Linked DNA regions of Homo sapiens: all the other regions are linked to region 1. The links are chromatin loops, found by intact Hi-C in ENCODE. Cell type or tissue: PC-9. All regions are shown on one strand. Links, peaks and the distances in the headings refer to the core of each region. The heading gives the core; the rest is flanking DNA.

Region 1 (5,212 bases), core at 582-4,581:
TTATGGTTTAATTTGCATTCATTATGAAATGATTGTGATAATTCTGGATGTGAGAGAGTAGGGGGGATTTTAAGGAAGGGTCGGGGATGTGGGGACCTGAATATGGGCAGTGGTCATGGAAAGAAATGGGCAGATTCTAGAGGATTGATGAAAGAACAAACAAAGGTAATCAGTGACGACTGGAGAAACAGGACTTGAAGGTTGTCATGGATGATTCTGAGTTTTCTGGGAATTTGTGCCTCTAAAGTTGATTTGTCTGAATAGTAAAAATTGAAATCCCAAATCCTTAATGGAAGTTTTCAGAGTCCTGTACCCCTTGCCAGCCATCCTGCTTTAAAATGACTTGCTGTTCAAATTCTTCAGTGTCTCTTTCCTTTGCTTTCCTCTAAGCACCAGGCTTGTGCGTGAGAGGCTATAACTTGTCTTCTTTCCTTCATGTAGGTTGGTGATACAGACTTGCTGGTCCTCGTGAACGTGCTGGTGATTTGGACTCCAAGGGCAATCTGTCTGTCAGTTTTGACAGTATTGTCTAGTCTCAGTGAGAGATGGAAGGAAGACCACTGAGATTTCTCTGAGTCTGAAAATAGATACTCTTCTTAGCATTCAAATTTGCTTTGAAGGAGCATTCTTCACATGCCCATGGTCAGGAACAGTTTAAGTAGTGTTAGGATCCAAAAAGTTGATTGGATTTCCCCGCCTCTCTTCACAGTCTATATTTAGGCCCCAGCCTATCAAAAATATTTAAGAGGAGTATTTGGCATATTTCTGAAATGTTATTTTTGAAATATTATGCTGAGCATTTAAGCAAATGAACGACACAGGGACAGCTTTGGGCAATGCTATGAGTGGGTCTCCAGCACCCCTTTCTCTTCATTAGTGTTCTCAAGCTGATCTCTGGTTGCTTAGAGCTCTTCACAGAGGACTTCATCAGGACTGGCCTTCAAAATCCCTGCTGCTAAGCCTTTCCTTTCCCAGATCCCATATCAGATTGTCATGTTCCTAGAGGACTGAACATAGTCAGTGGTCTAATAAATAATAATGATAGATATGGTTTATTGAGTGCCTGGCATGGTGCTTTTCATACATTATCTCATTTTATTCTCACAACAGTTTTGGAAGTATTACTATCCCTCTTTACAAATGAGGAGAGACTGAAACACCAAGACTGTCATTAAGTTGGATAAACGTCATGCAGCTTGTAAGTGCCAGAGATAGAATAGGACCACAGGTCTCTCTCATAATGTACACGCCTGCTAATAATACTTTCAATCCCTTAATTCTGAGGAATGATTTCCAATGGGCATTTCAGGAATTAAGGCAAGCTCTCAGAGGCTCTATCGTTGATAAGGGCTTTATTTCAGTGGGGCCTTATTCTCTTAAACCTGCTTTTGAAGGAAGTAAGCTCTTTGCAAAGCTCTTGTTAGCAGAAAAAAACCACATGTCTTAATTCAAAATGTTATTTGAAATCTCACAATCTGTATTTTTAAAAATAATGGAAGGCAGGTGAACTGTTTGTCTTCAAAAGGTTTATTTTACACACCAACTCTTTACTGCCTCTCAATAAACGTTACTTAATTACAATGTGTTAAAAAGAATGAAGCAGAAGTATGGTCTGTAAAAATATTTGTTATCTTTTGCTTTTTTCGTTTCCTGATTCTGAGGAACTCTGAGCGGTTGTTTGTCAAACTGCTTTGTACCTGCCTGAGCACAAAGGCCCTTTTGCTGGGCTGGGCCCCATGCAGAATGGTGAAGTGGCTGAAGTTTGAAAAGCAGCACACTCCTCTCAGTGCTCCCAGCTTCCTCCTCTCCACTCATTTCCCTGCCTCTTTTATATTTTGTTCAAAATAAAATAAAATGCAAAGAAGACAAACTTTTCTCTTCCTCTCACTCAAGAAGGGATCTTCAGACACATTTTTATGTGATTGAAAGTAAATGTAATTTCCGGGTATTGACATTTTCAACTACATTTCGAATCACAAAACCGAAGATTATTTTTCCTGGTAGAAGGAATTCCAGGTTGAGAAACCTGAGGAGTGAGGTGTTGGGGAATGCCTGAAGAAAGAATTTGGCTAGGATGAGCAGAGTGTTCCTCCTCTTCTCCCCAAAGCAGACAGGCTTCATGAGAAAAGTCTTGAAGATAGCCATTGCTTTACTGATTTTTTTTCCTTGGTGGATTTTAGTAGTTCTGCTTTTTCAGATGATACTTCAGGCCATTTTTTTCACTGTGTGGCAGGAAAAAATAAAGAGGTTTCAAGGAAACAGAGCTGTCTTTTGCCCTGGGGCTTGTTGATCTGGGCAAGGTCTTTACCACCGAGTGCCCTTAAGGGAGGGAGGAATTAGTTCCTGCAACAGCGCTGATAAGGGTTTAGAGAGTGTTTCAAAGTTTACAAAACACATTCATGGAACAGTCAAGTGGAAAAGTTTTTTTAGACACATATAAAATATTATTAAAACTGAGTGCAAGTTATTTGGACTAGCCTTCATTTGGGACAGTCTCTCAAAAGCTGAATTATTCTTTTTTCTTCTGATGATAAAAATACTAATTGTAATGCAGAACAAGCTCTTTCCTCCATCTCCCCTTGTTGCCACTGCATGAGAGTAGCAGAGAGTAGTGCCTAAGTGGCAGTGATACATACATGATGGCTTGAATGGGGTGGCACAAAAAGCTTGTAGTATGATGCTGCCTGCCGTGTGGTGTTCCTGCCTAGTCAAGTCTTCCCCCTCCTACTTTCATTCTGGGCTGTGAGTTTTATACTAGTTTAAGCTAGCTCCTCATCTTTTGAAGCTCGTCATCTTTTTGAACCATGTGAGAAAGCCATCCCACACCATTGCTGTTGAACCTTTCTTCATGTGGAATTTGTTGAGACTTGAGGGCGCCCATCATACGGGGGACCATTATAAGCAAATCTCCCATGATTTTTCACCCTTGCGCTCCACGGTTACAGCCCACTTCTCATCACTCGTCATAATGTGATCCTCTCCCTTGATCCAACAAAATAAGCCAGTTTACAGCCTGAGCTTCCTACAATGAAGTTCACTGTCTAGTCTTACCTATTTTCACAGAACTTCTAATCAGCTTTTCAGGGTCTTAAATAAGTCACTCTATATGAATGAACAGCCAAAGCTGTCTAGATATTTGAGAAAACACTTTAATATGAAATGAACTCAGAGGAAGCAAAGACAATGTAGGAAAAAAAAACAAACTAAGATTCTCAGAGAGAGAAGATAATGAATCCATGGACATGAACAGGATACTATAAAAATGAAAAGAGAATAAAAAAGACCATCAAATATAAAAATGATGACAGTAGAAATTAAACATTAAACCAAAACATTGATACAGTTGTTGAGTAAATGTTACAGACTGACTTGTGTCCCCCCTCAAATTCATATATTGAAGTCTTTTTTTTTTTTTTTTTTTGAGGCGGAGTCTTGCTCTGTCACCAGGCTGGAGTGCAATGGTGCGATCTTGGCTCACTGCAAGCTCTGCCTGCCGGGTTCACGCCATTCTCCTGCCTCAGCCTCCCGAGTAGCTGGGACTACAGACGCCCGCCACCATGCCCAGCTAATTTTTTTTATTTTTGGTAGAGGCGGGGTTTCACCCTGTTAGCCAGGATGGTCTCGATCTCCTGACCTCGTGATCCACCTGCCTGGGCCTCCCAAAGTGCTGGAATTACAGGCGTGAGCCACCACACCTGGCCATATTGAAGTCTTAATCTCCAGTATTGGGAATGTGACTGTATTTGGGGATAGGGCTTTAAAGAGGTACTTAAGGTAAAATATGGCTCTTAAGGTAAGTCCTACTGGAATGTAACTGATATCCATTTAGGAAGAGGCGATTAATACTTATAGAGAGACATCAAGTATGTCCCTCACAGAAGGATGATCATGAAGAGGCAGCAAGAGGGCAGCTATCTGCAAGTGGAGAAAGGAGAACTTAGAGAAACCAGCTCTCCTGGCACCATGCTGTTGGACTTCTAGACTCCAGGACTCCCAGAATATACATTTCTCTTTTTAAAAATAGCCATTCTGTGGTATTTTGTTATGATACTCCTAGCACACCTATACAGTACATTTCCAAGACATCAAAATAACCACAAAAAAACAACAAGACAAACAAACCAAAATCAGAAGATGGAAAGTGAAGGACAAAAGAAGAAAGCAGGCAAACGGTCTAAGTGGATCAAGATCTTATAGAAACAGGCAAATAAAATAAAGAAAATTATAAAATATATAAGAAAATTTTATTAAATGTTTTGCCAAGTGCCTATTATAACAACAGAAAATAAAAAATGTATATCAAATCCTATTGTGAAATTTCCGAGCACTGGAAATGAAAAGCAGATCTTACAATTTTCCAGAAGGAATGACAAATAAAAAGAAGGAACAAAACATTGGTCATACCTACAAAGAATCAGAAACCAAAACGGTGTTTAATTTCTCAAGAAGGGGAAGTGTAAGTAATTGTAAGTGAGTAATTGTAAACTCATTTTATTAGTTGAATTTGTTTCTATGGCTATGTCTTAGGAAACTTCACACAACTTTTCTACTAATGTAAGAATGACTTGTTTTCTGTTTAATCCAAAATATTAAACATCATGGCACTTAGTATAGTACATTCTGCATCTGTGCTCAATAAAAGTTAAAGGGAAATGAGAGGATGGACTAAATATGATATTTGGCAGCAAAGTTTGCTGCCAGCAAAGATTTTTACCATCGTACTGGTCAGATGGCATTGTGATAACAAGATTCTGTTTTAAGCCACTGATCTAAAAGGGACTTTTTCAGAAGACAATGAATAGGAAAGTGAATCAAGTTGGAATCTAGCCATACAGGAAAAGGATGAAGGAATAAAGGATGCCTGGTGGGAGTGTAAATTAGTTCAACCATTGTGGAAGACAGTGTGGCAATTCCTCCAGGACCTAAAGACAGGAATATCATTTGACCCAGCAATCCAATTCCTGGATATATACCCAAAGGAATACAAATTATTATATTATAAAGACACATGCACACATATGTTCATTGCAGCACTATTCACAATAGCAAGACATGGAATCAACTTAAATGCCCATCAGTGATAGACTGGATAAAGAAAATGTGGTACATACACCATAGAATACTAGGCAGCCTTAAAAATAATGAGATCATGTCCTTTGCAGGGACATGAATGGAGTTGGAGGCAAATTAACACAGGAAAAGAAAATCAAAT
Region 2 (5,212 bases), core at 673-4,672, 150 kb after region 1:
TGAGGGCTGTGCTGGGAGATCTGCTGCTGTCTTCAGAGATGGCAAGTAGGAACATTTAAGTCTGCTGAAGCTGCGCCCACAGCCACCCTTCCCCCAGGTGCTCTGTCCCAGGGAGATGGGAGTTTTGTCTATAAGCCCCTGACTGGGGCTGCTGCCTTTCTTTCAGCGATGCTCTGCCCAGTGAGGAGGCATCTAGAGAGGCAGTCTGGCCCAAGCCACTTTGTTGTGCTGAGGTGAGCTCCCCCCAGTCCGAACTTCCTGGCTTCCTTAACACTGTGAGGGGAAAACCACCTACTCAAGCCTCAGTAATGGTGAATGCCTCGCCCCTGACCAAGCTGGATCACCCCAGGTCAACTTCACACTGCTGTGCTGGCAGTGAGAATTTCAAGCCAGTGATTCTTAGCTTGCTGGGCTCCATGGGAGTGGGACCTACCGAGCAAGACCACTTTGCTCCCTGGCTTCAGCCCCCTTTCCAAAGGGGTGAACGGTTCTGTCTCGCTGGAGTTCCAGGCAACACTGGGGTACAAAAAAAAGACTCCTGCAGCTAGCTTGGTGTCTGCCTGAACAGCTGCCCACTTTTGTGCTTGAAACCCAGGGCCCTGGTGGTGTAGTCACCCGAGGGAATCTCCTGGTCTGTTGGTTGCAAAAACCGTGGGAAAAGTGTAGTATCTGGGCCGGTTAGCACAGTCCCTCACAGCTTCCCTTGGCTGGGGAGGGAGGCCCCGGGCCCCTTGCACTTCCTGGGTGGGGCAACGCCCCACCCTGCTTTTGCTCAACCTCCGTGTGCTGTACCCACTGTCTAACCAGTCCCAATGAGATAAACCGGGTGCCTCAGTTGGAAATGCAGAAATCACCCAGTTTCTGCGTTGGTCCCGCTGGTATCTGCAGACCAGAGCTGTTCCTATTCAGCCGTTTTCCATAGATAATATTTAAAACTTGGAGAATAAAGGAGACAAATGAAAGAGAGACCACAGAGTAAGAAAAGAAGAGTTGCTCAGGACTAAGCCTGACCAACCTAATGTTCCTGAGGAGAATGAGAAGAAGGGATCATGGAAAAATGAGGGTGTAGTGCTACTGAAACTCAGAGACATGGCTCAAGAAAGCAGTAAGGTGTTGAATGCTGATGAGAGGTTTAATGCGATGAAAATTGAAAACTGCTTAACTAGTCTGAGACTGTGATCCTCCACTTGTATATGTTCTGCTTTAGGGAGAGTCACCTAATGTATTTGGATTTCAGTTTCATCATCTATAAAATAGTTGTGCTTGTGAAAGGCGGTGTTGAGTGCTGTGAAAGGAAGGGGTTTGCTTGGGAAGTGTCAGACATTGCATCGGACAATGCAAGATGGTTAAGTGTGGAGGTGAGGGTGGAGCAGATGATCTACCAACTCTAAAAATGTATGAAATATGAGCCAATGTATAGGATGATAGTATTTAACTTTACAGAGTAGATGAAAGGATTTTCTGTATCACTCGGTAAAGTACCAAGTACTAGGTAAATACAAAGTGTTATTTCTGTTTACTGAGAATATACTTATCAAAGGGAATTGAGGATTTGTGGCAGCTGTTTTAAGATAGACATAGGCTATAGCCATGATGGGTGATCTCATATAGAAGAAGCTGGAGGCAGAATTGTCAGGTCTGTGAACCCAAATATTAGTGCATCAGCACCTTAGAAATTAAGAGGTCCCTGAGGTTTTGAGATTGGCATCTGGTCTTCTTGAGTGACAGCCACTAGGAGATATTGCCTTGTTCTCATACCACAGAACTATCTGGATAATCTGAGGCCACCTGCTGGGTGGTCAGGCCAGAACATCCATCCTTTTGGTACCGCTCTCAGAATTGCTCACTCCTGCCCGCTACCACAAACATTTAATTTTATATAGGGGAGATAGTGGAAGGGGAGGAGGATCCCTGTTCCCCAGGGCCTTGCCACAGAAATAATGCCGAGGCTTCCACTGCTTCCTAGTATGTCATGCAGGGAGAAATCACTGGGTCCTCATGAAGCAACCCTATGCATTTGGGAACCTCATGTACAATGAATGCTCAATAAATACTTGTTTTTTAAAAAAGGGAATAACTAGCAATTCGTACTGTGTGTATTAGTGGGAGGCAAGGCTAACCTTTGCCGTTGGCCTATGGTGTCGGCTCTGTGGGATGATTTTGCAAATGTTCTGTTCCCACATTAGTAGCTTTCCAGATGATTACAATTCTGCTTCTAGAATTCCACCCTTTAATAGGCATTGTTCTCAGACAAAATGCAAGTGAGAGCAAAATCACATCATTAGTTTTTTATATCTTACTGCATTTGAATTATTTGGATGTCTCTTGAGAGCAGAGTTTGAAATGGATGCTGAGAAAGCCGGGGAGCTGAAGGAAGGTGGGAAACTACACAGAAAACGGCAGCTACAAATATCTAATTCTACAGGTTTCACAGTTGTGCCTAACACTGGTCCTGATCAGTAGCTTTGACAAGGCACGTACCTGAGGACAATGTGTGCCCCCTCTCCTTCTTTCTGTTTTTCATTAATTCCTTTATACTTCGCTTTGAATATGTATTGTGAGTCAGATGCCCCGCACATAATCACATGTTCTTAATACAGTTACACCCAGATGCACAAAGAGTTTGCAGGTAACGTTTTCAGTCTCTCTCAGCAGCTTCCAATTTTGTGCGACTGATTGATTAACACAGTAACATGAGCAAACACGAAGTACCAGAGCTTCAGGTGACACATTTAATTAACGACATTCAGGCAAGCAAAGAAAGATAAGCATTCTGGTAGCAGCCAATTACAAATTACAGATTAATGAATGTAATTTCGGGTTTCAGAGATTTTCCTATTTTATTCTAACACTGGGATCAACATTCATCAGCTCAGAAGGGGGAAGGTGCAGGCCTGCTAAGCAAGGTATCAACCTAAGGATAGCTTTTGCTTTTGCTCCAGCTCCATGTCTGATCAGATAGAATTACCAAACTTAATCTGACCTCTAGTGGCACTTTGCATTAACAAGCACATTTGAAATCCACTTAGGAATTTTGCTGTGAGAATTCTGCTATCATCCCATCTTACAGCTGGAAGGAACCTTAGAGATGATCTGCTTGGCAGGCTTCTGCCCACTCCCCTATTTTACAGATGAGGAGACTGAGGCCTGGAGATATTGATGGGTGATGATAAAAATTGAATAGCTAATTGATAGAAAAGTCAATGATGACAGAATCCAAGTTTCTAAAAAAATTTAATTGTAATTTTTGTGGTAGGTGTATACATTTATGGGATACATAAGATGTTTTGATACAGGCATGCAATGAGTAATAATGACATCATGTAAAATGAGTCAAGTATTTTATCCTTTGTATCACAAACAATCTAGTTATACTCTTTTAGTTACTTTAAGATGTACAATTAAATTATTAATGACTATAGTCACTCTGTTATGCTATCAAATACTAGGTATTATTCATTCTTTCTATTTTTTATACTCATTAAATCATCCCCATCTCCCCCATACCTTCCTACACTCCTTCCCAGCCTATGGTAACCATTCTTCTTCTATCTCCAGAATCCAGGTTTTTAGATTTCTACATTGTTATGAGTGTGTTAGCAGAGAAAAGTCAATATGCAAGTCTGTAAGATTCTTGATGAGAATAAGCTTAGGTGTATAAAATTAATGGCTGTCTGAATATAGGTGAAAAGCATCAAAACACTTTTGGTTCAATATCTGTATATTTTAGCCCAAAGTTCCAAAGTTTTATGGCATTATCTGAGTCAAAATAACTGACTTTAATTTAGCTACATTTAAATGGTGAATTTCTTTGATTCTTTTGAGTCAATGGTTTATAACTATCACTCTTAGTAAGTGAGATGATTGTAATGATTTAATCGGACCAACAATTCAGTGAACTAATCTAATATTCAGTTCTAAATCTCAGGAATATTCAAATTGGGACAAGGTATGAATCTTTTTGTACCCAATTCCAGGGTTTTTAATCAAACCACAGGCAGTGTTAAGCAGTTGAAAATAAATCAGACTTCAGGTTTGAGTAAACCTGGGTTAGAATTCTGGATTCTTGTCAGCATTCATTTCTATTGCTGCTGTAACCAATTACCACAAACTGAGTGACTTAAAGCAACACAAACTTATTTTCCTCTATTTCTGGAGATCAGAAGTCCAAAATACATTTTAAGGGGCAATAAGGTGTCAGCAGGGTTTGTTCCTCCTGGTGGCTTCAGGGGAGAATCCATTCCTTGACTCACCTACTTCTAAAGGTTGCTGACATCCCTTGGCTCCTGGCTACATCACCCCAACCTCTGCTTCCATGGTCGTATCGCCTTCTCTTCTGTAGTAAAATTTCCCCTTCATGAGGATAACATGATCACATTTATGGGCCACCTGGATTACTAGGGTAATCTTGCCATCTTTGAATCCTGATTTTAATCACATCTACAAAGTTCCTTTTGCCATGTAAGGTAACATTAACAGGTTCTAGGGATTATGATATGGATATCTTGAGTGGGTTTATTATTCAGCCTTCCCCAATCTCTTACCAGCTGTGTGATCTAGGTGTGATCATCTTAACCAGCCTTATCGAATTGGTTGGGAGGATTAAAATAGAGGATAGATAAAACATACCTAGCAAACTACCTGGTGCATGATAGGTGCTCAGCAATAGCAATGTTCTCTTCTTTTCCCTTGGCTTAATCAGTAGATGAAATCTTTAACAGTAGGTTATGCATATAGTGGAGGTTTATATTCAGCGTAGTCCAAGATCTGGTTTCTAGAAGCAGAATTACCATTTGGTGGATGAAGTAGAAACCAGAAATTCCTGAAATGCAGTATTTCTCAGTCCAGCCTTTCCCAAATGATGAATTCCTCTCTCCACCCTCCTGAATGGTGCATCTTGCATTTTGATTTTGGAAACTTGATTACTTTCTTCATCAGACTGTCTTTTCCTAGTTTGCATAGATAAAAACTTCATTGCTGGTAATCAAATTAATTGTCTTTTAAAATAGTTATGTCCTGTGGCAATCAATTATACAAGTCTACAGATGGCACATAAAGTGTGTGCTGAATGGAATGATAATGGAATATAAACTATATTCAGGTTTACCCTGTTTTATTGTTTCTACTCGGCCATGTACTTGGTCTACATGAGAGGGATACTTAAAAAAATGTACTGCTATGTTTGGCCTCTTATGTTTCGCTTTCCTCCTCT
Region 3 (5,212 bases), core at 665-4,664, 84 kb after region 1:
ATATATAACTAAAAAGTGTGGAAAAATATAAGCCAAAGTTTTAGAGCAGTTATTTCAGGGGCTGGTATTACCATCCCAAAAAAACTAAACATGTATTTATATTGTTAAATACAAATTTAAAAATTAAACATTAACTTCATAGTCAAAAAAGTAAAGATATTTTCATTAAATAATATTTCAATAGGAAGAAATGAACTATTTAAAACATTGGTGAGCAAATCCTAATGAAATAAAGGCTTTAGGCCAGGATCATCAATGGCTGCTAGCAAAAAAGACAACCCGATATTCCATGCCTTCTACTGCCAGTACACATCACCACTTACAAAATATTCTAGCCAAAAATATCAAACCTTAATCAGATTAAGACTTTATCTCTCAAAAAATAGAGCTATATCTCAAATTTCAAAGAGGCAGAGACTCAGGAAATTTGATTTTGAACTTAGCCAACTCCTGTTACCTCCCCAGGCCTCAATGTCCTTGTTCTTGCAAAAGCAAGAGGGATGAACTCTCAAAAAAAAAATAAAAATAAAAAACCCGTAGGCCCTCCTATGACTCAACCACTTGATTCACATTTTCACACGGAAATTTTGATGTTTCAATATTCTCTATTGGCTTAGTACTTTCATGTGTTCTGTCTTTATTCATAACTTACGGAAAGTATGGGGAATGAGAAACATGTTCCAAGGCAAAACGGGGAAGCCTTCAGCAAAATCCAGAATGTGATAAACTCTAGGGGTCAAATGACCTGGTTCCTTCAAGAAATAAGAGGAGGAGGCAGGGAATAGAATCCTGTTATATATATTGTGCCAGATGATTCTTTGTTGTTGGGGGCTGTCCTGGTGTTTTGGAGCTTTTAGCAGCATCCCGGCCCCTATGCACTACCTGCCATTGAAACTCTCCCCCTTTCTCCTCAACCAAGTTATGACAACGAAAAACATCTCCAGACATTGCTAAATGTCTTCTGGGAACAAAATTGCCCCAGTTGAGAACTAAGACTATAGATTTTTTTTTTTTAAAAAAGGAGATTTAAATGACGTAGCAAAAAATGCATCATGCCCACTAATTTGTATAAACCAACTGTAAGGAAGAATTATGAGATAATTGGAATTAGATGTATTTGAAAAGAGACCTATTCCTTTAGTGATATACAATGAATGGTATATTCTTGGTTAAAATGATATGCTGTCTTGTATTGCTTCAAAATAATACCTTTGAGGTTGGTGAGTAAATGGGTAGCTGTATAGATAACATGGGATTGACTATGTGTTGATAATAACTGAAACTAAGTGATGAGTACATAAGGTGGGTTCATCATGCTGCTCTCTAACTTTTGCATGTGTTTGAAATTTTCCATAACAAAATGTCTTAAAAATAATATTCAGTAAGTACCAGAATATTGTAATATTCAGTGACAACCAGAAGGAATAGCTAAAAAGAGATGAAAGTGTAGCTTCCGGGAGGGGTAGGGAGAGGAGAGGGGACTGCTTCTTTTTAAAACAAACCTTTTAGTACTACTTCACTATGAGGACTATGTGCATGGATTACTTCAAAGAACAACAAAAAAATAATTAAAATCCCCAAATAAGCAAACAAAACATTGGAGAGATGCCATTGATATGAATATTTTTCTTGTAAAAATGGAAGCTTAGTTATATAAAATTTCTACATATAGAAAGTAAGTTAAATGACACCATGAGGAAGCAACCAGCTGAGCCCAGATGTGGAACACTGGACACAGCACTTGACTTTCTTCTGAGGCTGGCCTGGCTATCTTCTTTTTCTTCTTTACCTTTTTTATTGAGCATGTTAAAGAGCCAGGGCCCTCTGAGGAAGAAGGATTATTTCTTGTCTTTCTTGTTGTATGTGGAAAGCAGGCAAGGGAGGGCTGTCCCCTGAGGCACAGCAGCCTCTTTCTAACCCAGTGAATGAACCACAGGGCAAACTAGAGTTTGTCTGCTTACCCAATCATCTCTTACTTAGGGAGTAAGAAGCCTTTTTGTTTGTTTTTCATATCTCTTGGTCTAAGCTGCATTTTCTAGTTCAGTTTTGATCAAAGCATTATACTGGGGGAGAAGGAAACATTTGTCAAGCTATTACTAAGGGGCTTATATTATCTCTTATTTTGCTATTAACTGTTGTTTGTGTGATACTTTGGCAGGGAGCCCAGAATGAACAGAGTAAATGGATTCTGATACCAAAACCCTATCCTGAACTCTAACAACTTTCACAGTTACAAGAAAAACAAACATATTTCTTTTGACCTACTATTCATAAACGTCATGTCAGATGCATAAATATTATGCCTCTGTGGTAACAATGAGGGGTATTCTGGCATTCCTAGGAGACAAATCAGCATAGTGGCCCAAGGCCAATGTGGGTGAACAGGCCACCAGGATAATGTAATTTGAAAGGTGCTCTAAAGGCACTTGCATTCTAAGGTTTGTTCACCAAGGTTCTAGGCTACCATGGTGCCTAAAGCCACCACTTTGAGAGTTAACCCTTTCTGTAAATGCATAATGTCTCCAGAAGCTTTCAGCTAAAATACCAATGTGTTATTTTGGAGAGAGAACACATGAACTCTGAGCATTCACAAATTGCCTAAGCATGAACCAGTTTATCAAGTCATTTAAGTTGAGAGAAAGGTCCTCAAGGAAGGAATTACAAAATTGTGCTTTTTATGGGACGTCGTGAGAAGGCTCAGGGAAGTTATGAGGGTAAGATTAGTGGAAGGAAGAAAAATCTGAAGACACTTGGGAAGGCGTGCCCAGGGTAGGTAGAATCCTGGCCAGAGACGGGATAGCAGAAGGACTCAGAGTCTGGAGCAACTCTGTCCATTAGCACTTCCTGCAATGATGAAAATGTTCTATAGCTGGGCTGTTCAATATAGTAGTTATTAGCCACATGTGACTATAGAGGACTTGAAATGTGGCTGGTGTGACTGAGGAACTGGAACTTTAAATTTTATTTAATTTTAATTAATATAAATTAAAATGTCAATAGCCAAATGTGGCTAATGGCTCCATTATTGGATAGTACAGGTCTAGATGAAGGATATGGGGATGGGGGGTGGGGGAAAATCATAGATAGGCAATGTGGAATAGAATTAAAGATACATTTTGCTTAATTCACACTTTATATGGTACCACTTTTCATTTCTAGGCAATAGATTTACAAATTACAGGTTATATTATATTTAGCAAATTAACCTATATTATGAAATAGCTGTACAGATTAAATAGACGGATGAGAGTATAGCCATATTAATTAGATTTGCCATGTCCTACATGATCTTATTTTACTCATATGCATGCTGTCCTATGAAGGAAAAGAAAACATTGACTCAAAAGTGTTAAAAAGGGTATCCTTTGTTTAATGTTCAAGAAAGGCTGCAATTACTTTTCATAATATACAATTGCAAGTTTTGTTATTTTTTCTTTCTGAATAATGATTATTTTTCTCCATTGCAGAGCAAGGCAAGGGTCACAGTCACATTCACAGAACCTCATTAGGGTGGATCCACAGGACATACTTCCCACTGCTCGCAGAAGTATTACCACCCTTTGGAATAATCAATCAATCAAACCAACTCAACAATCTTTCTTTTAATGCTAGTGGCACATATTGACATAAAAATAAAATTTTGCTTCCTGGTGGAACATGAATAATAAAAGTATTTTTAAAGTTGTTTTAATCAAGGCTTCACTATTTAGAAAGTATTAATAAACTGGCACCAGAAAATTTCCCAAAACCACTAGCTAGTTGTTAGTGGCCACAGAACCTAGAGGAGAATAAAAATAATCTCTAGGCCCGGCCCGGTGGCTCACGCCTGTAATCTCAGCACTTTGGAAGGCCAAGGCGGGCGGATCACAGGTCAGGATATCGAGACCATCCTGGCTAACACGGTGAAACCCCGTCTCTACTAAAAATACAAAAAATTAGCAGGCGTGGTGGCGGGCGCCTGTAGTCCCAGCTACTTGGGAGGCTGAGGCAGGAGAATGGCGTGAACCAGGGAGGCGGAGCTTGCAGTGAGCCGAGATCGCGCCACTGCCCTCCAGCCTGGATGACAGAGCGAGACTCCGTCTCAAAAAAAAAAAAAAAAAAAAAAAAAAAAAATCTCTAAACACAACTGAAGCCAGAGAAATCTTTTTGTTTTTGTTCTGGAGGAGACAGCATCCCCTTTGACATATTTGGAAGGTTCTCCTAATTAATGTGGCAGTACATAGGTGTCATTGCTGAGTCAGATGGTTACTCTAGATGTAGAATTTTGTCAAATCTTCATTTCATGCCATGTGAAAATCCAAATGCCACCACTTCAAGATTTTCTGTTACCAGAGTCCTTACATTCTTGTGGTCACCTATGACTCTAAAATGCTCTTTCCTCTGAATTAATTGGCTTGAATCATGAATCTATTGCCGTCTGTAGTTTGTGTTTTTGCTCTGCCAAACCAACTATGAACTTCCTTTCCACAGATTTCTGCCATCACCAAGTGTGTGCATCAGAATTGCATATTTTATTTATGTATAAAGTATAACCTAGGACTTGGCAGGGGTGGAGGATCCTGTTTCATGACGGTAAAATGGGGGGAGACCCACGACCTGATAATACCCATTAGGGAGGGGGGTAGAAAATACTTATATTTAAGTATTAGTTAAAATTTTTTGTTTGTTTTTTGGAGCTGCTCTATATGATATTTTTTAAAAATTTCACTTTCCAATATAGTTTATTATTAGTGTATGGAAATACCATTGATATTTAAATGTTGACCTTGTAGGTTGAGGTCTTGGTAAATTTACTTATTAGTTTTAAGACTGTACCCCCAGCTCCACTTTTTAAGAAAAGTTCCTTCAGATTTTCTATGTAATCATTTCATTTGCGAATAGAAACAGTTTTTTTTTTTTTTTTGGTTTCTAATTTGTATGCCTTTATTCTTTTTCCTTGCTTATTGCACTGGCTAGAACATACAGTACAGTACTAAATATGAGTGGTGAGAGTGGAAACCCTTGGCTTGTATCTGATCTTAGAAGAAAAGCATTCAGTCTCCACCATTAAGTATGATGTGAAAATTTTATAGATTCACTCTATCAGGTTAAGGAAGTTCCCTTCTATTCCTAGTTTGCTGAGACTTTTATCATGAATGACTTTTGAATTTTATCAAATGCATTGATATAATCATGTGTTTTTTTCTTCTTTAGCTTGTTAATATCGTGTATT
Region 4 (5,212 bases), core at 853-4,852, 120 kb after region 1:
CCTTAAAGGTATAGTGCCCACAGGACCTCTGCTCTAAAGACTAATATTTCAGCTTGGAGGCTCCATTCTCAGACTTGACTGAGCATTTGGTTCACTGCCTTGTATAATTTGTGTGCTTATTGGTTCTCCACATGGACTAGCATTTCCTTGAATTCAGGGATTATTTCTCATTGTTTAACTTTAGCACAATCTCAAAGCACAGTGGTTGGCATAATAGCTGGTATTCAATAAATGTTTGTATAAACAAAACAAACTATACAGATCACTGCCCTGCAAATGAGTTGAGAACAAGAATATATCCTAGGAAAGTTCGGTGGAGGGACAGTGTCTTAAAAAACTGAAGGAATCATTAAAAAGTCTTCTAGGCCTTGGGGATGGGGGCAAGAATGGGGTGGGGATTGGGTGGGAGTTGACAAATCCAGATTGGCTCCAAGGATGATGAAATCTGGGCCACAGAACCACTAGACAGGCCATGACAACAGCCTGGGTTATGGGAAATGGGTAATGTTGGTCTTTACTAAGGGGTCGCACCAGCCTTGGGAATCACTTAGTGTAACATATCATTCAGTACCAAATCACACATAGAAGAATGTGTTATGGAAATGTCAGAACTTCCAGTTGAGTCATTTAGAGAGAGGAAGAGGAGCAAGTAGTTTCAGAGAGGTCTGAAGCTTGGTTTTAAGTTAGGGAAGTGCTTTTCTTATTGCAGGGAATGTGGCTGGGCTCAGAGGGTCAATTCAGACCAAAAGGGGAGTCTACTAGCTCAAAGATGTGAGGTTAATTCTAATAAGCAGCATTTGGAAGAAGCTGAAGATCCTACAGGATCTGGAAGCCAGGTCTCCCTTGGACAAAGGGTCTGCTCAATGTAGTCTAGCATTCAAAATAGACAAGATTGTGGCAAGAAGAAACCAGAACTGACTGCCAAGCTGAGCCAGCCAGGTTGATCCAGGTGGACACTTACATTTGAATAAACAACATATGTTTTCATCTTAATCAATTTTTACATTTTGAATTTTATTTTATTTTCTCACATTTGTAAACATTCATTTTTCACAATTCCAGACTTAGTGAGTCTTTTTATGAGAGTGTGTGGGGCTAGGAGTGTGATCTCTGGGCTATGGAGACACATTTTTATGTCTGACATTTAGATCTGTCACTTATTTGCTGGGTGTCCCTGAGCAAGTTTCTTCACCTTCCTAAGCTTTAATTTCCTTGTTGTAAAGTAAGGGTGATGATAGTACTTACCTCATAGATTTCTTGAGAAAATTAAAAAATGTCTGTAAAGTCTTAACATAGCATTTGAGTTCCATAAATGTCAACTCTGTGGTTATTGATGTTACTACGGTGAAGAGGCAAGAGGGCACTGTGACGATTGCTGCCTCCAAGCTGAAAGAAAGACGATCCTCATATTTGAGAAGGAAGAAGAGATAAGAAATTCTGCTTTGGGCATGTTGAGTTTAACGAGTCAGTGGGAAATCCAGGTTGCATAAGGGTCCAGAAGTCAGGAACGGATAGGGCTAAATATTTGAATATATGCATCAAAATGCAGAGGTGGTGGGTAAAATAAAATAGAAAGGGAGAGGGGTCTGGCTTCTATATTCAAGGGTTATCAGAAGAGAGTGACTAACGAGGAGATCAGAAGGAACAGCTAGAAATAGATGAAAACCAGGATAAAGGCATGTTGAGAAAGTCAAAGGACGGATGTTTGATTATGGAAGAAGTGGCCAAGGAAGATAAAAGTAAGACAAGACTGGAGGTGGCCTTAGATTTAGCAATGATTGTACCACTTGTTTCTTTTATTAGGGCAGACAAGGGAGCAGTCATAGCAAAAATCAAACTGCTGTAGATTGAAAAATAAAGGAAAGGTAAAATATTCATAATATATGAAGAAAAAAGTCAAATTAAAAATCACATGTCTGGCTGGGTGCAGTGGCCCATGCCTGTAATTCCAGCACTTTGGGAGGTTAAAGTGGGAGGATTGCTTGGGCCCAGGAGTTTGAGACCAGCCTGAGCAACATGGTGAAACTCCACTTCTACAATAAAAATGAAAATGAAAATTAGCCAGATGTGGTGGTTCGCCCCTATAGTCCCACCTACTCTGGAGGCAGATGTGGGAGGATTGCTTGAGCCCCACTGTGATGAGCCATGATAGCAACACTGCCCTCTACCCTGGGCAACAGAGTGAGACCCCATCTCAGAAAAAATCATTTGCCTGTTATAACCCATTGTTATTAAACAATGAAGTTAAAAAAAGAAATATTTACATGGGGGATGGTATTTAAAGCATAATTATTTCTTTTCTAATATCACTTGCTGACTTCTTGTAAAGTCTGGAGGGCTAAGCTTCCCCTAGACTATTATTTTCACTTCTGTGCTGCTTCTACCTGCTTTGGACTTTCAGATCTTGCCTCTGGTGTCCTCTCTGCTCTATACTTGATGGCTGAACTCTGCTTCCGGAGTCTGCTTTTTGGTGCTCTCCAAAGACTGAACAATTACACAGCTCTTGCTCTTCCTGCTTCAGGCTGCTTCAGAAATGTACTCCACCCATCCCACTTGACCCCTGGGACACAGATTCCAGCATAAGAATGTGCCTGTGCCAGCCTGTCCCAGGAGGCAGGTGCACTGCTCTTAGGAGTTATATGATGAAAATATGTATGTTTCTGTGGAAGTATTGCTCATTAGCAAATCAAAGCCCCAGCAAAATTGGTTACTGTAGGAGATAATGTTCCCACAAAATCACTTCCCACTTTTCCATGCTGAGTCACGTCCTGGTTTCATTTTCTCAAGCAGGTAACAACTCCTGTCAATGACACAGAAAATTTTTTTCTTAAATCACTGATTGGAGAGTTTTATACACTTGAAGACAAGTTACGTTTTAAAGCTCAGTCATGGGAGAAGAAGGAAGCCAGGAGTTGATGGGAATAAACGTTTCCACTCACCTCAAACCTTCACAGCACTGCCACTGGTTCATGTGACTTTGGATGAATGCCCAGGCTTTCATTCTGTCATGTGTAAAAGGGAATTGTGATGCCAACCTTACCTGTTGTGAGAAACCCACGTGTTAATGGTTCAAAGGGCTATTAGAGCTGATTGTCCTTAGTAAACCTTCTTCAATTCGACCTCATTTTACTCCCAGAAAGTATCTCACCTTTTTCCTGACAGAGAAGCTCATCCTATGAAAGGGAAATGTTTAAGAAAATATAACCATTTAGTATGAATTGTAATCTCCAACTCAAAATGTTTCTTTACTGTTAGCCTTCCTCTGCTCTTGTGTGATGCTTAGGCCAGCCTGCTGCTACCTTGTCTCGGATTCTGGGAGGTATAATATTTTTGAAAGACTATCCTATGGTTTTTTTTTTTTCCCCATGGCACTTTCTCCTCTTTGTCTCTTACTTGCCTCCATATAAATAACTAGCCCATATGTATTGCCTCAGGAGAGGGAAAAAGCTTTGTTGGGGCTTTTGTTTCTTCATGAGGGCTTAGAACAGGAGTGAGACCAAGACAGAAGCGGCTTGGAAACTAGGGAGGAAAACTTTTCACCCATGGCCTCCCCCACCAGGAAGGATTCCTTGGGCTATCAGAATAAGAAATAAATGAGAAAAGGCAAGGAAGCTTGGGGGGGTTCCTGGAAAAGGTCCTGTGCCAAGCTGGAGGCTTTGACAATAGCTCTAGATAGCTTGGGGGATCTGAGAGGAGAGACAGCCTATACCTCATTTCTCTTCAGAGCAGCTGGTGAGAGAAGGGAAAACAGCTCTGCCATGTGGCTCTAACCAGATGGGATGTTAGACGGCTCCTAGAGTTTCTCACACCGTATTATCATGAGGGAGCAGCAAATGACATCTTTGCAACCAAGAATGGTGGAGAAGGAGTTCCTGAAGGGACCGTGCAGGTGGAAACCAAGGACATTTTTTCAGGTGCCCAGATGGACCAGCCACTGAGGAGGATGTGTGATCTGAGATGGGACAGTAGATGCCAGTGTGAGATGACTCTGAGGTTCAAATGCAAGTGTTCCTTCAATTGCCCACTCCCATCACACACATGTGCACACACACACTAGCCACACACAGGCATGTCAACCACACACACCTTAGTACTAAGTAAGATTGAAGAATTTAGATGAAAATAAAACTTGGAGAGAATTAGGTTACATTTCTACTACCTCAGTGGAATAGGGACTCGAGAAAGAGATTGGTTTCTGAAACAAATAAAGCTGTATTTCTCACATATCAGAATTTGTAGACTAAGATGCTTCCTACACTTGATTAACTGTTTTTTCTTCTTTTAATCTCTTCTCTTCTTTTTTTTTCTGCTGTTATCCATCTCTGTTACTTTCCATAGCCACTTCTTTCTTGACTTACATATGTGCGCAGGCCTTTTCTAACATTAATGCCAAAAAATAGTAAACCACATGTCCCCAGCCCTCCCTGATACCATCTGTTTGCAGCTCACTAGGACCAGCCTCATTATTTTCTTAACTCCTGTTTGTTTCAGTTGCTGTAAGAAGCCCCAGACTTCTTCTGGTCTCCCTTTATCTTCCGCACTTTTCATGTAATTCTGCACATGCTCGATTTTGTACCATGTCCAATCCCTCCCCAGCTCCTGAAATATTTCCATTGGACCCTCAGGAACTCATGGAACATCATAGCCAAACCTTTGTAGCATCAGCTGTTTGGATTCCTGTGCTGATCATTTGCCTGCTTGTTTTCAGGCCTGTTTCCCACTTTTCCTCTCCTCTGCTCTCTATTACAGGTGACAGAGCTTGGCAAAAGCTCTGTTGTCACCTGGCTGCCATCTAGGCTCAGAAAACAGAAAGCACTGGTGGGACATTAACGAGTGGTGGTAAAGGAGAAACAGGGTATTCCTCCCCATCCTCTCCACATCAGCCTCTCGCAGTGTCTTCTCTTTTGTTCTGGTTCCTTCTGGATGAACTTCCTCTTTGGTCCCAGCTTCCACCTGGTTCCAGGTCCTGCCAGGTGGCTGAGCTCCTGGGCATGGAACCATCTCCTCCTTCTCTGGGCTTTCCAGAAAAATCACTGACAGTGGCCTTCTACTCTTGTTAATCTCTGAGTTTCTTTACTGTACCTCATTGGGCTTCTCAGCTCTTCCAGTAACTTTTATTAACATAACCAACTCCTTGAGTAAAATAAACTATCTGATGTGGGTTCTTTTCTCCTGATTGGACCCTGACACAGTTTTGTTCACCTTCCTGCTC
Region 5 (5,212 bases), core at 549-4,548, 270 kb before region 1:
CTGGGATTACAGCCACACCTGGCTAATTTTTCTGTTTTTAGTAGAGACGGGGTTTTCACTGTGTTGGCCAGGCTGGTCTCGAACTCCTGAGCTCAAGCGATCTACCCACCTTGCCCTCCCAAAGTGCTGGGATTACATGCGTGAGCCACGCGCCCGGCCTTGAATGACCTTTTTGAAGGCTTTTCTCCAGAGAACACAGCCCTGATAATAGCCTGATTCAACTTGTGAGACTCTGAGGAGAGAACAGAGTTATGCGATGTCCCAAACTCCTGACCTGCAGGTCTGTGGGTTAATAAATGTCTCTTGTTTTTAAGCTACTAAGTTTGTGGTGATGTGTTACACAGCAATAGAAAACTAATAAAATAACTACCATCTAGATCAAGTTATTGAACATTTAGAACATATAGGATGTTTCCAGGACCCTAGCATGCGCTTTACTATTCACACTATTACAGTATTGAATTTTCACAATAACCCTTCAAAATAACTAGTAGTTGACCCATTTTATAGATGATGTGACCAAAGTCCAGAGATTTCACTTATTGTGTCATCGTTTTGAGTCCTTCTTTGTTAGACTCTGAGGGTATAGTTAGGGAATAAGATGAAAATTTAAATGATTTCTGAAGTCTCAAGAGTTGGAAATGTGGAGTCAGACTTAGAGTAGGTCCCGTGACTCTTCATCTAGCATTTTCCCTACTGCCCCTTAACCATGTTTAGGAGGTATGGCCAATGATGTCTTGATGCTTTGGTTTGCCTGCAGTAGTTAATTTTTTTTTTTTTTTTTTTTTTTTGAGAAGGTGTCTCGCTCTGTCGCCCAGGCTGGAGTGCAGTAGTGTGATCTCGGCTCATTAAAACTTCTGCCTCCTGGGTTCAAGCAATTCTTCTGCCTCAGCTTCCCAAGTAGCTACCATTGCAGGCACAATGCCACCATGCCTGGCTAATTTTTGTATTTTTAGTAAAGATGTGGTTTTGTATGTTGGCCAGCCTGGTCTGAAACTCCTGACCTCAAGTGATCCGCCTGCCTTGGCTTCCTAAAGTGTTGGGATTACAGGTGTGAGCCACCACTGTACCTGGCCTGCAGTAGTGAAATTTATCAACCTTCTAGTATACAAATGATGAAGTGAATGATAGTGTTTCATGTTATGCAGTAAAAACGAAACTAGTCATTTTGTGGATGAGACCTCATCTGATGTTGATTTCTAGAAAATGGCAGATAAATGTTATAACAAATGGGACAAAGCTATTTTATTTTTAAAAAATTTAATTATCTGGATGCAGATGTCAAAGGGACAAAGCTATTTTAAAGACAACTACTTTCCAATTACTGGAAAGAATAATTTGATACAGAATATCTTTAATTTCGTTAACCGGGAAAATCAAAGGGCCCATGTTCTGCATATAAAACTACTAACTGATAGCATTTGAGGGAAGGAAGCCTCCTCAATATATCAGCAAAATGTATTTCTTTGTAAGTGGTACCACCTCTACCACTACCTGCCTCTACGCTTATTGAGAAACTTTGCCAAGTCACTCTGTGACTTGCTTTCTTCATCTTTAAAAGGTATTTCGACGGCCGGGCGCAGTGGCTCATGCCTGTAATCCCAGGACTTTGGGAGGCCGAGGCGGGTGGGTCATGAGGTCAGGAGATGAGACCATTCTGGCTAACACGGTGAAACCCCATCTCTACTAAAAATGCAAAAAACTAGCCGGGCGTGGTGGCAGGCGCCTGTAGTCCCAGCTACTCAGGAGGCTGAGGCAGGAGAATGGCGTGAACCCGGGAGGCGGAGGTTGCAGTGAGCCGAGATTGCGCCACTGCACTCCAGTCTGGGTGACAGAGTGAGACTCCGTCTCAAAAAAAAAAAAAAAAAAAAAAAAAAAAAAAGATATTTGGACTAGCTACTCTCTAAGGTCCCATTCAACAGTCTATGAATTTATAGAATTTCTATCTATATAGCATTCTTAGCTTACCTCTGTAAACTGCAGAGGTTTTAGGGGACTAAAATATATAGGAAAGAAAATTAAATTTCCAAGGTTTCATAGGGGGAATTCAAGGAGTAAACTCAAACTCAAGCCATTACAATTACTGTGTAGCTGGGCCCTTCTCATATTCCCAGCACTTGACAGAGTGTTCCTAACCAGCTCAATATACACTATCCTCATTCCTCATCCTGCTGAGGGCTGTCCCTCCCTACTGACCTTATCCCAAGCTTCCTATGCTCATGGCAGTCTCTGGTGCAGGGAATTGGTTGATCCCATTTCTTCTGTCTTGTTTTCCCCCTTATAAACTGTGTACTCCCCTTTGTCCTGCCTTTTACTGTTCTTAATTCTGCAGACAATTCCATACCATAAAATTAATGGACAGGTTTGCTGCACATCTCACCCCGCAGCCCTCCCTGCCCCGCCCCACCTCAATTCACGTTGTGTCCTTTTCGTCCAACTCTTTCTGGATGATTTAGGGAAATTTATCTCTCTGCCTTTTTCTCTTTCGTTTTGTTCCATCTTTGGCCCAGACAGCCCTCATTATGGCTAATGGATTACATGGCGTGACACCCTTTGGAGGAAAATGCAAACCATGGGCTTTAAAGAGAAGCCAAGAAATTTTAGAGATGCAGGGACATTACTTTCAAATAATAAAAAATATCCCTTCTGGTTTTGCCCAAATCTTCATATCTGCTTTTACAACCACCTCTGTTTAAACTTCTTCCTTCACCAGCAATTTTCAAGATAACCATAAAGTTGAGTAATAACTCATTTTTATTTTTTGTTTTAATTATTTTTATTCCATGTGAATAGTACATTAGGGGTTATATTATCTATTTAGGAGACTTTCATATCTCAGTTATCTTACATGAACTGCATTGTGAGTTCCAAGAAACACCATTTAAACAGCCACAGACTTCTTAAAAATCATATTAAAATTGTCAGGAAATGTTTTTGTCCCAGTTGACCATAAGGGGGCAACATAGGTATGTGCATTTCATTTAAAAAATATGATTTTTTTCTCATGTAGCATGCAGCATGTTTAAAGAATTAATGTCAGATTTAGTAATTGATTTGCTTTCCTTAGCTCTGGTAGTAAATATAATTAACATTTGAATGGAAATGGTAATTGTTTCCTGTGTGACATATACTTTTCTTTATAACACATATTTGACACAGAATAACCGAGTCTACCGAATTAACAGTGGTAAAAAATTGTAACATCAAAATAACTTTTAATTCTCATTCTAGTAAATGTTTTCTGTGGGCCCTAGGTGTCGTCTCTGGAGCTCTCTAACTATGCAGCCTCGATGTACTGATATAATGAGGGAGCTTTGCACAAGGTGCAGTAACATATTAAAGCTACACTTGATAACATGTTGAGAAATTATTTTTGAACAAGCCTAGGAAATGTTTACCCTACATGCCCCCGACAATTTTTCTTTGATAATCGCATTTGCCAAATAAAGCTTTTAAAATCAGCGTTCAGTTTCCTTTTCTACTTGGGCTCTGAACCTGCAAAGAATTAGCAGATGCCGAAGAAAAAAAGATTAGATATGCACTCTGTGTCAAATAGAACATCATCTTTGGAGGGATAAAAACCAAAATAATTTGGAGTAACACAGATAATGTCAAGTCAAATAAGCTAAAAGTAGTCACAAATAGGGGAGTCACTTAAATTTAAATTTCTGAGTTGTGTAAGCATTTAGAGTCCAAATTGTGGCTTAATAGGTGACTATAGAATGACTGGACTTTGATAAAGGTTGTGTAAGAAAATGATATAACCTGGTGGTTTCTTGAAGATTGTAGGTTTGAATAATTGTTAGAAATGAATAAATATATACCTTCAAGAAAAAAAAAAAGAAATGGTTAACATCTATAAACATCTGTTTTTGAGAAGTGATCTAGCACACAGTGGTTAAGATCATGGGCTTTGGGCTCACTTGCTTGGGCCAGGTGCTGGCTTTGCTCCTTACTAGCTCAGCTCTGGGACCTTGGTCAAGTTGTTTAGCTGTTCTGAAAGGTAGGGATAGTGATAGGACCTACTTCAAAGAGTTACTGTGAGCATATGAGATAATACGTTTGCTCAGAATAGTGTCTGAGGCAGAGTAAACTTGCAAGAAATATTAGCCATCACAGTCTGTTTTGAAGCATGTAACGTGTGGCATTTTCTACAGGAGGTGTTAGGGCAGAAGGATGTTGACTTTCCCTCTGAAAGGTCGTTTTGCTTGTGTTATCAAGTGTAACTAGGTTACAACCAGGAGGTACACATTGGTGATGTATTTTTAGCATTGTTCATTATATATAAAGACTTTCTGAACCTTTTGTATAATGGAGAATAATCCGTTAGATTGTCTGCCATTAGTTTGTTCTCCATATTAAGTGGTGTTTTTTTGGAATTAAAATTAAAATTTGAAGATGGGATTCATGGATTCTAACTTTGCTTTTAATGGGCTGAAAACAGTGAACTAATACTACTCTGTATGTGTAAAGTATTAGTCTAAGTTGTTACTTGCCTCGCAGGCATGTGGGTGAGAAACTGTTCTCTTCTGGGAGAATGCTGGATAAATGCTTATGTCCACACATTTCCTTTGGTTTTGTCTTCCTTTATATTTGGCTTTGATAAAAACATATGTAATCAGGCTGGGCATGGTGGCTCACGCCTGTAATTCTAGCACTTTGGGAGGTCGAGGCGGGCGGATCACTTGAGATCAGAAGTTTGAGATCAGCCTGGCCAACATAGTGAAACCCCATCTGTACTAAAAGTGCAAAAATTGGCCAGGCGTGGTGGCTCACGCCTGTAATCCCAGCACTTTGGGAGGCCGAGGTGGGTGATCACAACGTCAAGAGATTGAGACCATCTTGGCCAACGTGATGAAACCCTATCTCTACTAAAAATACAAAAATTAACTGGGTGTGGTGGTACACGCCTGTACTCCCAGCTACTCGGGAGGCTGAGGCAGGAGAATCGCTTGAACCCAGGAGGCAGAGGTTGCAGTGAGCTGAGATCATGCCACTGCACTCCAGCCTGGCGACAGAGCGAGACTCTGTCTCGGAAAAAAAAAAAGCAAAACTTAGCCAGGCATGGTAATGCGTGCCTGTAATCCCAGTTACTTGGGAGGCTGAGGCAGGAGAATCACTTGAACCCAGGAGGCGGAGGTTGCAGTGAGCCGAGATTGTGCCACTGCACTCCAGCCTGGGCAAAAAGAGTGAGACTCCATCTCAAAAAAAA
Region 6 (5,212 bases), core at 598-4,597, 100 kb after region 1:
AGCATTAGAGCAGGAAGGAAGCAGCTGCCCAGATTCTAGTCTGAAGGCGTGCTGGAAAAATAGGTCTTTCTTATTTCTTTAAATGAAAGAGAAAGATTCCCTGGTCAGTAGGCAAAAAATTGTAGCTGCCTTTAGACTTATTCACACCAGTAAAGAAAATGGTCCACAAATATCTTCCAGTTTGTTCATGTTTACTCTGTGCGTGTGTGTGTGTGTGTGTGTGTGTGCATGTATGTGTATCTGAGTTTATTTTCATATCATAGTCATCAATATATTTTTGGAAAACTAGTCTTGCAAGATGATTTCTGAAAACTCCTCTGGTCTTACAGCATTTCTCTTCTTGAAGAGTCATAATACCTACTAACATAATAAAGGTACTGGAGAGTCTCAAAGTAAAGAAACACTTGAACTTGATTTGACCCAGAATTTCCCTAGCTTCATTTGACCATGAAGCACTTTTTCTCATAATGATTAATAATATTTCAGTTCTGTAAACATATTTAAGAAATGCTGAATTAGATGATTTTTCCGAAGAAATTCGAATGAACATAATACTCTAATGACAGAGGAATGTAAAAATATAGGCACCTGCCAGTTTCAATGTCTCTGCCGGCTTCTTTAAGCTTAGCTTAGTCAATTCCACTTCCCAAAGCCTAGATCTGCTAAAGTATTATTAGGCCCACAAACCCCGTAAAATTCTTTCTATGCAAGTAGCAGCTGATAAAGGGGCTCGCTAAGGTTTTTTATTTTTATTTTTTAATCTTAACTAGAGTGTTCCTTTTCCTGTAATACGCTGCCAAGCCAGTTCTGTTAGGCGAGTCAATTAAATTACTTCCTGTCTCTTCTATCGTCTTCTACCATCTGATACTCAGTGACGTTGGGACCAAAAAATGTAGTTTTTTCTAAAAACATACGCTCATCCCAGGGAAAAAAATAGCAATGAAGAAAAAATGTTCCTCAGCTATCTGAGGATTCCAGTCCTTGGTGGTACTTGCAAACAGCAACAAGCTACATTTAACAGCACAGATCCGTTTGGTGTCTTACATTACTCTGTGAATAGAAATTTGGGCTATTTTCCTCTAAGACAACAGGAAAAGGTCTGAATTTCTTTGACCTTTGCTTGACGGTGAAAAAAAAAAAAGTAAAGAAAAGCACACAGTTATTAATTAACTTCTGTGAAAGATACTTTATTTGATTAATGGTTCACAGCTAAATTTAAATTAGGGGAGATATGCTGAATGACTACATGTTTACCCAGATTATTACCAGGTATGCTGCCAGGAATTTTATTAACCTGTAGGCTACTTATGATCTCTCTTCCCTCTACCCACTCCACAAACAAACACCAAAGAACTGGTCTACCAGAGTCAGACTGAAATCTTGACTGAGGACACAATGTAAATAACTATTAGTGTGTTTGAAATTAAGACAATGGATATCTTTTCCAGGTCATGGTGCACACATGGATTTTTAACTTTCTTAACAGAGCACATAACACAACAATGATTTGGAGTTGTCTGGATTAAATCAGATGGCAAAACCTGGTGATCAACATAATAAAAATTCCCTTTCCCCCTTCTTTGTCATTTCAGACAAAACTCTTGTGTGGATATCAGCTAGAAGAGGGTAACTACTGTCTTAAAAGAGTATTTCTTTTAAATCTTTTTAGCGTAGAAATGTCATAATACACAGAAGTAGAGAGACTAGTATGATGAGCTTTCATACACTAATCAATCTGTTAAAGAGCTAACAACATTTTGCGGATCTTGCTCTCTCTCTTCATTCCTCCTTTTTTTTCTCTTGAGTATTTCAAGCAAATCCCAGAAATCATGTCATTTTGCAGCATGCATCTCTAACTGGTGAGCCTTTTCTATTTCATAACAAGCATGCCATTGCTCAATCTGACCATTGAAAATAATTCCTGAATTTTGAGTCTATATAAATCTCCTCTATTTTCCCCCAACTTTTACCCTGACCCATCTCTTGATCACTTCTAGCCCCTCAAAGACTCTCGTTTCTAGGAATAAGTAGATCCACGAAGTGGAGGGCATTTTTGCCTTCAATCCAAAGCATCAACTTAAAGTCATCACATCACTTCCAAATTTCCCTAACTCTGAACTCTGCTGCTACTACTTTAGGGCATAGTTTCAATATCCATGGATTGAAAGCAAGGCCAAGTTATTTTGGTGACAAGCCAGAGATGAAATTCTAGAATGCATTCCACCTAGAGTCTGCTTCCCAAGCCCTTCAGGAGGCACACAGCAGGAAGTGGACTTAGCTATTGGTTACAAAGCAGGATTTCCTCATAGGGAGTAAAGTGTTTTCTTTTCATAAATATAACCTATTTATTTATATTTTCAAGTAATCTATTGCAGCCTTAGTTGTAGTAGGTCACTAGTTCATGCCTTCAATAAACTGTCATTTAGTGCTTACTGTGTGTGAGGCATTGCACTAGTAAAGAAAGAGGATATAAAACAAAAATCACTGCATAGAAAATAAAGTGCAGTGGGAATTTGGAAACAAGCTGTTTTTTACTTGAGTTCATGATGGTCAAAAGGCGCATTTGACTTGGGCCTTAAAAGACTTGTAGAATTTGAACAATTAGAGAGGAAGAAAAGCCATTGTGGGGGGAGGAAAGAGAGAGCAAGGCACAAAGGTGGCAAAAGTGAAGCGAGCTGAGCAAATAATAAGGAGATCAGTCTGGTGAAAATGACACTATCTTCAGGACAAACATCGTGGCTTATCGTGACCAGCTGTGCAGTTAGGTGTAGATATTATGTAATCACCCAGTAAGGAGAGATTCCAGTAACTGCTATCAGCCACTGCTGCCAGGAACTACTAATCAGGCAGCATGTCTAGAATGTTAAGACGATGATTATTAATCAGTGGCCAACCAAGAAAACTGATGCATGGCAGAGGCATCCAGTCCAATGTGATATAATAATTAATCCAACTGGATAATATTTTACCTCCGAATCCAATCTAGTGGTTGGGTCAACAGGCAAATACTCTGTTACTATGCATGTGAGAAGAAAAAGAACTTTTTAGCATTCTCAGGAGGCTTGCGAAGCTCAGGCCCCACTAAGTGAAGCCTCTTTTGTTGTGGGGCTGGATCCTCCTTAGATCTTCATAGAACAACCTCACATGCTTTTTTAATTTTCTTTCTAAGGGTCAAGACACTAAAACTATGTTGTTAATACAGATATAGCAAAATCTTCCTGACCCCAACCCCAAGCTTGTTATTGCTGTCATCCTTCAGCTAAAGAATGGACTCAAATTGGTGGTGACATTACTGATTTAGGTTTGCTCTGCTGTGCTCAACACTGAGATTAAATGTTCTGGATCAGAGTATAACTTTATATCAGACTAGTCCATACCTTAGTCCAGGCCATGTGCCTTATGAAGCCTGAGAAAAAGTGTGTTCTCACATGGACACAGGGAGGGGAACATCACACATGGAGGCCTCTCAGGGGGTTGGGGGCAAGGGGAGCGGGGGTATTATGTAACAAACCTGCATGTTCTGCACATGTATCCCAGAACTTAAAGAAAAATAAAAAACAAAACAATAAAAAAGTGTGCTCTCTTATTCTTCAACATGAACTAGAAATGCATTTTTTTTTTTTTTTGCTAATATCTTATCCTGTGTTTATTATGTGCTAGGCTCTGTGTCTGGTGCAACATAAGCATTAGCTAATTTAATCTTTATAACAACTCTATGATGGAAGTTAATATAATTATATCTTCATTTGAAAGTGGAGGAAACTGGGGTTGAGAGAGGATTAGTAATTTATGCCAGGCTACATAGCTAAGTGGCAGGGCTGGTTTTTGAGCCCTGCTGATTTTTCTGACAGAGCACAAAGCAGGGACGGAGGCCTGCATGTTGGGATGGGAAAGCAGGTGGGGAGAGTCCATTGATTCCCTCTGCCTCTGTACCTCTTCCTGTCTTCCTCATTTCTATTTCATTTCCCAACTCCTCCATCTCCCAGGTCCTTTTGTGTAATTGTTTAGTTCATTTATATAATTAACTGGTTTCCTCTTTCCTCAGGCCTTGCCTACTAGGAAATTGCAAGGAGAGCTAGCAAGTGAATGAATGAATACATACAGCACAATATAATGAATGCCAGATTAGGGTTGTTTTAGGGGCACAAAGAAATAAACAATGGAAATGTGAGGCCTGGGAAATGATACTTGAGCTCTGTCTTTGAGGAAGAGGTGCAGGCCAGTTGAAGTAGTAGGAAGGGCTCTCTAGGCAGACCTACTAGTTTTTGTATAGTCCCAAAGTTGGGACAATAGCCTGACACAGCTGGAGGCCTGCTCCTTGTTGGAGATAGCCATAGTGAATGCAGAGTGCTTTCTGGCAGTATTGGGAGATGAAGCCAGAGAGTATGGAATGTGCTACATTATGAAGCATTTGCGTGCTCAGTTAAGGAGTTTGACTGTCAGCCTGAAAGTTATAGGAAATTGCTAAAAGGCTTTAAGTTAGGGAAATGTCTAATTGTGTATTTTAGAAGTAGCATTCTGGCTGTAATCGCCACTTGCATAGCCAATTTCTATGCCTGGAGAAGGAGACCCTGAGTTTGCACCAAAATCATACACTACTTACCTCAAGAGATTTCAAATACCTCCATCACCCTGTGATCGTCCCTGTTGGAAGAGTTAAGTCTTTCACCTACTGTCTGATTTCAGAAGTCCTGCTCGGTTGGGTGCAAGGCAGCCTTTGCAAATTGGCCCTTAAGGAGGGGTTGTTGTGGCAACCACTCTAGCCTGCACACTAGGTGCAGGTTTTACATGGACATTCAGGTCCCTCTTTCTCTCAGCACTCTTCCCACCCACATTATCATGCGTCTCTATATTCTGGGCCCTTGCATTACCATAATCATTTTTTAGGTGGTGTTTTCTCTGCTGTCACTCCTGAGGGCCGGGGGGAGTTCAGGTGAGCAGCTCTGCAGAGGGTAAACTGAGGCAAGTGGGAGGGTAAACTGTGTAGCAGAAGCGGTAAATGGCATCAGATGAGCCACATCTAACAGACATTTAAGTGTCCTTAGCCAAGATAGACCTGCAGGCAGCTTAGAACAGTGATGCTCAAACTTTTTGCTCACATACCACTTAAATCCTACAGCAGAACTATGTACCTAATCATGCATTTTGAAGTTGGCACTTGTAATTATTCATTATATGTGTAAATAGCATTACTAGAAATTACGTTACTCTT

The links. A loop is a pair of places that touch in the nucleus more often than their neighbours do. Peaks named below come from ENCODE experiments on the same cell type or tissue, not always from the same donor. Only the 100,000 strongest peaks of a DNase experiment are listed, where the experiment ranks them.
Region 2: it touches region 1 in a loop (7-fold over the local background); 2 of 110 quality-filtered maps call a loop at or near these places.
Region 3: a loop joins it to region 1, with 8 times the contacts of the local background. A loop is called at or near these places in 2 of 110 quality-filtered maps.
Region 4: it touches region 1 in a loop (8-fold over the local background); 5 of 110 quality-filtered maps call a loop at or near these places.
Region 5: a loop joins it to region 1, with 3 times the contacts of the local background. A loop is called at or near these places in 7 of 110 quality-filtered maps.
Region 6: a loop joins it to region 1, with 8 times the contacts of the local background. A loop is called at or near these places in 4 of 110 quality-filtered maps.

The regions. Positions count from the first base shown.
Region 1 is chr3:102,077,329-102,082,540 of GRCh38, forward strand. No RefSeq gene overlaps it. Among named protein-coding and RNA genes, the nearest start is that of RDUR, 140 kb to the left of the region's middle. In PC-9, for the core only: no CTCF peak of the experiment used is centred there; a DNase peak (open chromatin) is centred at 2,283; H3K4me3 peaks cover 593 bases; H3K27ac peaks cover 1,206 bases.
Region 2 is chr3:102,222,614-102,227,825 of GRCh38, forward strand. No RefSeq gene overlaps it. Among named protein-coding and RNA genes, the nearest start is that of ZPLD1, 210 kb to the right of the region's middle. In PC-9, for the core only: CTCF peaks have their summits at 1,790 (motif pointing left), 1,990, 2,988 (motif pointing left) and 3,188; a DNase peak (open chromatin) is centred at 2,978.
Region 3 is chr3:102,161,207-102,166,418 of GRCh38, forward strand. LOC101929411 (a long non-coding RNA gene) reads left to right here and starts at 2,499. Exons shown (of 2, transcript NR_135549.1): 1 at 2,499-2,769; 2 at 3,468-3,665. In PC-9, for the core only: no CTCF peak of the experiment used is centred there; DNase peaks (open chromatin) are centred at 1,985, 2,295, 2,615 and 4,375; H3K4me3 peaks cover 538 bases; H3K27ac peaks cover 3,767 bases.
Region 4 is chr3:102,192,851-102,198,062 of GRCh38, forward strand. No RefSeq gene overlaps it. Among named protein-coding and RNA genes, the nearest start is that of ZPLD1, 240 kb to the right of the region's middle. RefSeq lists an enhancer at 1,855-3,054. In PC-9, for the core only: no CTCF peak of the experiment used is centred there; a DNase peak (open chromatin) is centred at 2,661; H3K4me3 peaks cover 561 bases; H3K27ac peaks cover 2,095 bases.
Region 5 is chr3:101,810,961-101,816,172 of GRCh38, forward strand. The region is part of intron 6 of NXPE3 (neurexophilin and PC-esterase domain family member 3); the gene reads left to right. Among named protein-coding and RNA genes, the nearest start is that of NXPE3, 34 kb to the left of the region's middle. In PC-9, for the core only: CTCF peaks have their summits at 2,956 (motif pointing right) and 3,159; no DNase peak of the experiment used is centred there.
Region 6 is chr3:102,179,521-102,184,732 of GRCh38, forward strand. No RefSeq gene overlaps it. Among named protein-coding and RNA genes, the nearest start is that of RDUR, 240 kb to the left of the region's middle. In PC-9, for the core only: no CTCF peak of the experiment used is centred there; DNase peaks (open chromatin) are centred at 901 and 2,221; H3K27ac peaks cover 744 bases.